2 separate regions of the Mus musculus genome follow, and region 1 is linked to region 2. The links are chromatin loops, found by intact Hi-C in ENCODE. Cell type or tissue: gastrocnemius. All regions are shown on one strand. Each heading gives the region's core, and the rest is flanking DNA. Links, peaks and the distances in the headings are about the cores only.

Region 1 (2,912 bases), core at 89-2,588, 420 kb after region 2:
GTTCATATATTGACTGTTGGCAGGGTGTTGAGGGCCTGCCACAGCAACAGGGAGCAGGGAACCTGTGCTGCTAAATTACTTTCTAAGCAAATACCTTGGATGAGTCAAGGGGAGAAATGGGGGAAAAAGAGAGAATAGAGAAGGTTCTGTCCCTGGAAATGTTGTATGGAGGAGCTGATGTGACCAAGGGATGAGTAGAACTTAGGGAGAAAGTGGATGGCAATGTCTTATTTTTATTAGTGTAATTTTTTTAGCTTGTTTTCACCAGCATATATAGGAAATTTCACATGGGGCTGAAAGACCTACACTTAGTCGGGAAGCTGGCGCCTGCTCAAGTGCCTGATCCCTACAGCACTCCCCAGGTACAGTTAGTCACAGACTTCAGGCACTCAGAAGCATTCTATATGTGTTCTTATGTGCAGACAACCACACTCTCTTTCTAGTCACACATTTTTATATTAAAAGCATTTTTTATGTTTTGGAGTGGAGTTCATCCTCTGTATCTTGGGATGGACTTGAACTCATACTCCAATTGCTGGGATGGGAGGTATGTGCCACCATGGCTATCATGTTCGTATAAATAAAAATGTATTGAGGGCTGGGGAGATGGGCTCTGTGGGAAAAGGCATTTTCCACCAAGCCTGATGACCTGAATCTGATCCGTAGGACTCTCATGGTAGAAGGAAAAAAACAACGTCTACAAGCTGTCCTCTGATTTCCATACATGTGGTATGATGTGTGTACATGTGCATAGTCACACACACACACACACACGCACACGCACACGCACATGCACACGCACACACACACACACACACACACACACACACGATAAATAAATAAATAAATAAATAAAGTAGTTTAAAAAATATATTGAATGCCTTTTTCTGAAGTTGGGCATGGTAGCTCATGCCAGTAATTCATAGGCAGAGGTAGGATAGCTGCAAGTTTGAAGCCAAGTGTATTCTACATAGCTGGTTCTTATCTAGCCAGAACTACATAATATACCTGTCTTAAAAAAAGAAACAGAGCCGGGCATGGTGGCTCATGCCTTTAATCCCAGCACTTAGGAGGCAGAGGCAGGCGAATTTCTGAGTTTGAGGCCAGCCTGGTCTACAAAGTGAGTTCCAGGACAGCGAGGGCTATACAGAGAAACCCTGCCTCAAAAAACAAACAAACAAACAAACAAACAAACAAACCAAAAAACACCTAGGATTCTTTTTACTCCTCCGTGTCATCTGAAGAAGGGGAATAGCTTGTGGCACCATGCCCTTTAAAAACCTGCACTTTTGGAAACCGGCCAGAGGCCTACCTTCCCATCACCTTGCTCTGTTTGCTGTTACTCTGGCAGGGCTGGTGGAGGTACCATGCTAAAGGACACAGCTGTGGCTAGAGTTCTAAGGGAACAGAGAGGTTGAGGAGCTATAGCATCGGACATTGACGTAACCAGCTGTTTTCTCCTCTTTCCCAGGGATGATCGGCTATGGCATGGCCAAGGGAGCCGTCCATCAGCTCTGCCAGAGCCTGGCAGGGAAGAACAGTGGCATGCCCCCTGGGGCTGCTGCCATTGCTGTGCTCCCGTAAGTGACTGGGACGGGAGTCCCATTGCTTACATCTTGTCCACTGCTGAGTGCTGACAGTTTGAGAGGCTCTTTCTATCAGAGCTTTGAGTGTGTGACACTGAAGACCCTTAAGCTCCTGTCTGTATTCTTGCTACTGTACAAAACACCCTAGATTGGGTATTTTATAAGCCACAGCCTCGTACTCATTACAGTTGTATAGGCTGGAAAGTCCAAGGACAGGGTACCAGCAGGGTTGGTGTCTGGTGAGAGCCTATTCCTAGATGATACCTCTCTACTGTCATATGGTAGGAGGTCAAAGGGGCTCTCTCAGGCCCTTCTTTCAGTGCCCCGTCCATCGATGGGGCCACACCCTGACCTAATTATCTCTTAAAGGCCTTACTCTTGTTACCCTGCAGGCTTGGTTTCAACCTAAGAGTCTGACCTGGGAGGCACATTCAGCCAGTAGCAGTATCTCAGACATTCATCTGTTTTGAGGACGGATCTATCTTTTTTCATTTTTTGTGCCTTCTTTTCAAGCCCACTCTTACTTTTCAAGTCTCTCCACACTTTATTCTTCTTTATATAGTTGTGTTTTCACATTGCTGTAAGGTCAGCGTGTGTGTAGAGCCAGGCATGTGCAGCAGCCTGGGCAGTTCTGTAGGAGACTGTGGGGATGCACAGGGACATTTCTGATTGACAGGAAGCAAATCCCCAGTCAGCTGTCTGTCTCAGGTCGAGGCTGCTGCCTTGGGCATGGCGTGTCCTTTCTCAGTGGAAGAATTCTAGTGCCAACTGGCTTGCCTCTTGCGTTCTGTGCTGTAAGGGCTCCCGGGGCAGCACCGGGACTGGCTAGCTTTCCAGTTCTTCACTTGTGAGGTTTTGATGGCTGAGCTGCCCGCTGGTTGTTCTGACTGATGGCCGAATGTGTTGAGCCAGTTCTGTATTCTCTTCCTGAATATCATAAAATTTCCTGGAAGGCAGCCATATGCTTAAAAATGACATTTTACCATTTTGATGTTTTGAGGAATATTATTTCACATAAATCTTTAGAGAGTATTGGAGGCCTTAATGAGGCACTTGCCTTTGATAAGGCTGTGTTTGACATAAAGGTAAAATGTGACTCACCTTGTTTTCTTTCTGTCTGCCCCAAGTATAAGTCACCAAGAGCCTTATTGGATTCCCCTCAGCTGTGATTTTTGTTAATGTGGACAGCTTGCTGGTCTCTGATTATCTTGTCTGATCTCTCCATGTAAATGTCACTCTCAGTGCCAGAGGCTCCCTGTGGCGGTGCTGTGTTTGTCTTTTCATGGTCAAGAACCAGACTCCTGTTATTATGAAGACGATGCACAA
Region 2 (2,912 bases), core at 127-2,626:
CGGCGCCTTTTGTCTCGGGGCTCCCTGCCCGGCGCGGTCCGCGCCCCGCCGCCCGCCTGCCCGGCTCCGAGCTCCCGGGGAACTGTTAGTTCGGACCCACTCTCCGAGCACCCCGCGGAAGCAGCCCGCCCGCTCGTGCTGCCCCGAAACTCCTCGGCGCCCGTCGCCACCCGCCGGTGCCCCTGTCACCGCGGCTCTCCACCGGGGCGGAGGGGACCCTGGAGCGGCGAGCCGGTCCGCGCCCCCGGCCGGGCGCTCACACACCCCCTTCTTGCGGCCCTGGGGCTGGCGGCGAAGACGCTGCCTAGTTCCTGGGACGCGGGACCAGGGGTTGCGGGGCGCTCGCGGGGCGGGGGGCGGGGGGCGGGAGAGGGTCGAGGGGCGATGGGGGCGGCGCCTGAGGGGCGGGGGGCGGCCGCCTCTGCCCTCTTGCGAGTGGCCTCGGATCTGTGTGTACCCCTTTAAGAAGGAGCCGCTCGAGCTGACGGTTGGGATTTGAAGTTCTTCCTCCCTCTTTGGAAGTCTGGACGGATGGGGGGTGTTGCTATGGCGACGGCACCCTCCCCACGCCCCCCCCCCCTTTCCTTGAGGACGCCCCGACGACTCCGGTCCTCTTTTCGCTGTCATGTGATGGACTCGCGTAGCCCTCCCCGCCTCCCATTCCTGTTCAAATGCAGTTCAGTTTTCCGTTTCGGTGGGGTCTGATCGGTTTTGCTTCAAACTTGCGCGCTCCCGGCTGTCATTCAGTGGGCTGCTCCGGGTAGCGGGAAGTACTGGGACTCCCTTACCTTGTTGCGGTCGCTGCTTTTCCTCACTCAGAGTGCGACGTGTGCCCACAGCTGTTACCCAGCAGGTTGGTTCAGTGCAACAGAGGGGCTGCGAGCGGAGGGTGTGCTTCGGCAGGGGTTACGGGGTAGCTTTTGAGGGGAGGAGGTGGGAGTGGAGGCTGGTCGGTGTTAGGAGTGGGTGGTTGCGTCGGTTTTCTTTTCTGACGAGTAGGTGTCAGCCTTTGGAGTTGAGTGTAGTAAGCTCAGTTCCTTGGGAAGACAACTCTCTCCTAACCGTGTTTTCATCTGTTCTTGCGCCACCTCGCGCCCTGTCCCCCTTCCCCATCCCTCGCAGATTTGCTTGGGTAGAGCCCTAAGGTCTGTCTTGTTTTCACTAATCATAGTAGATGAAACCAGATGCAACTCCAGTTCAGTAATGTGCCATACAGAATTATATATATATATATAAGCAGAAGGGAGGGCACTCTGATTTAGGAGCATTTCGGCGATGTTTAAGCAGTTTGCTCTTAAGAGCAGTGTGTCACCTCTCTAAAATGTATTTTGGTTTTATCTGTGGCAAAGTTATATGGAAGCGGGGGTGTGGTGTGGGAAAAAAAAAACAACCCATACTAAATGTGTGTCCGTACTTGTATTTCATGAATGCAAAGTGGATTCGTTTTGACAGTTACTTCTGTTTAGATCTGTTCCGTTAAAAACCCGCCTAGAAATAGTCGCGTTCCTTCTTGTGGTGTCCCAACAAATAGCACTGACAGCATTGTAGTACCGGCTCACAGCACTGTTAGGCATCCAGTGATTTGAAGATGAGCATGCTTAAGTTGTGCTTTACAGTATTTGACTATTTGTTTTTCTCATGTTGTGTCACTAAATACATTTAGTATGACTTTGAATAAAAGAAATGTACTTTTGAAAGTAAAATTTTGATTAAGTGAAACAAATTAATTTGATCTAATGGGAAACGAGGTTAATTTTTTTAATATTTAGTATTCTGTAATCTGTATTGCACTTTCATTGTTATACACAGTTATATTGTACCATACATGAAAATGTTTCCTGAGAAACAGCCATATTTGAGAACTTGTTTCACAGTTTTTGTCTTAGAGACCTGCTGAGATCCATCTTGTATATTGTTTTTGTCATTGCTAGTTTTAAGTAACAAAACCCTTCTAAATAGAATATACATCTGTTGGTTGTGGGAGTGGTCTCATTTAGTAGTGGTGTGAATTGGTGATAAAAGTCATTATTTTAAGCTGCTTTGCTATGATACATACTTTGCAGAAAAACTTCCTGTTCCTTATATGTATGTGTGTGACTTATGTGTAGATGTATAAATATATACATTTCTATATTGAATAGTCAGTGCTCTTATTGATTGAAATACCTTTTTATATAAAACATTCTGGCTATTGAGAAGGAAAATGATTTAAGTCTTGGTTTTCAGCAAGAGTTCAAAATCATAAACATATTCAGGTTATATAGCCAACTGGTATTATGTCGCAAATGAAGTTTCTTGAAACCTTGCGTCTTCACTTAACTAGTTAAAAAATAGGATTATCTTTTTGTGAATGTATATTGTCTGAAAATTTTGGGAAGGAAGTTATCTACACTGTCAGTGAATCATTATAGTGATTGACAAGAGAAAATGTTTGCAGCCATCTAGAAATATTTCCTTTATAAATATGGGACCTATGTCTTTGCCTTAGATTTACTCCGCTGATTCATTTCTGGTTTTGTTTTTTTTTTTTTTTTTTTTTTTTTTCCATTTTTTATTAGGTATTTCGCTCATTTACATTTGCAATGCTATACCAAAAGTCCCCCATAGCCACCCACCCCCTCTCCCCTACCCACCCACTCCCCTTTTATGGCCCTGACGTTCCCCTGTACTGGGGCATATAAAGTTTGCGTGTCCAATGGGCCTCTCTTTCCAGTGATGGCCGACTAGGCCATCTTTTGATGCATATGCAGCTAGAGTCAAGAGCTCCGGGGTACTGGTTAGTTCATAATGTTGTTCCACCTATAGTGTTGCAGATCCCTTTAGCTTCTTTGGTACTTTCTCTAGCTCCTTCATTGGGGGCCATGTGATCCATCCAATAGCCGACTGTGAGCATCCACTTCTATGCTTGCTAG

What was found. Peaks named below come from ENCODE experiments on the same cell type or tissue, not always from the same donor. Only the 100,000 strongest peaks of a DNase experiment are listed, where the experiment ranks them.
Region 1: a loop joins it to region 2, with 4 times the contacts of the local background. A loop is called at or near these places in 2 of 42 quality-filtered maps.

The regions. Positions count from the first base shown.
Region 1 is chr5:45,437,953-45,440,864 of GRCm38, reverse strand. Qdpr (quinoid dihydropteridine reductase) reads left to right here. Exons shown (of 7, transcript NM_024236.2): 5 at 1,472-1,580. Among named protein-coding and RNA genes, the nearest start is that of Qdpr, 11 kb to the left of the region's middle. In gastrocnemius, for the core only: no CTCF peak of the experiment used is centred there; DNase peaks (open chromatin) are centred at 1,334, 1,520 and 2,344; H3K27ac peaks cover 1,114 bases.
Region 2 is chr5:45,854,287-45,857,198 of GRCm38, reverse strand. The region is part of intron 1 of Lcorl (ligand dependent nuclear receptor corepressor-like); the gene reads left to right. Among named protein-coding and RNA genes, the nearest start is that of Lcorl, 1.8 kb to the left of the region's middle. In gastrocnemius, for the core only: a CTCF peak has its summit at 1,099; DNase peaks (open chromatin) are centred at 152, 470 and 1,044; H3K4me3 peaks cover 1,536 bases; H3K27ac peaks cover 948 bases.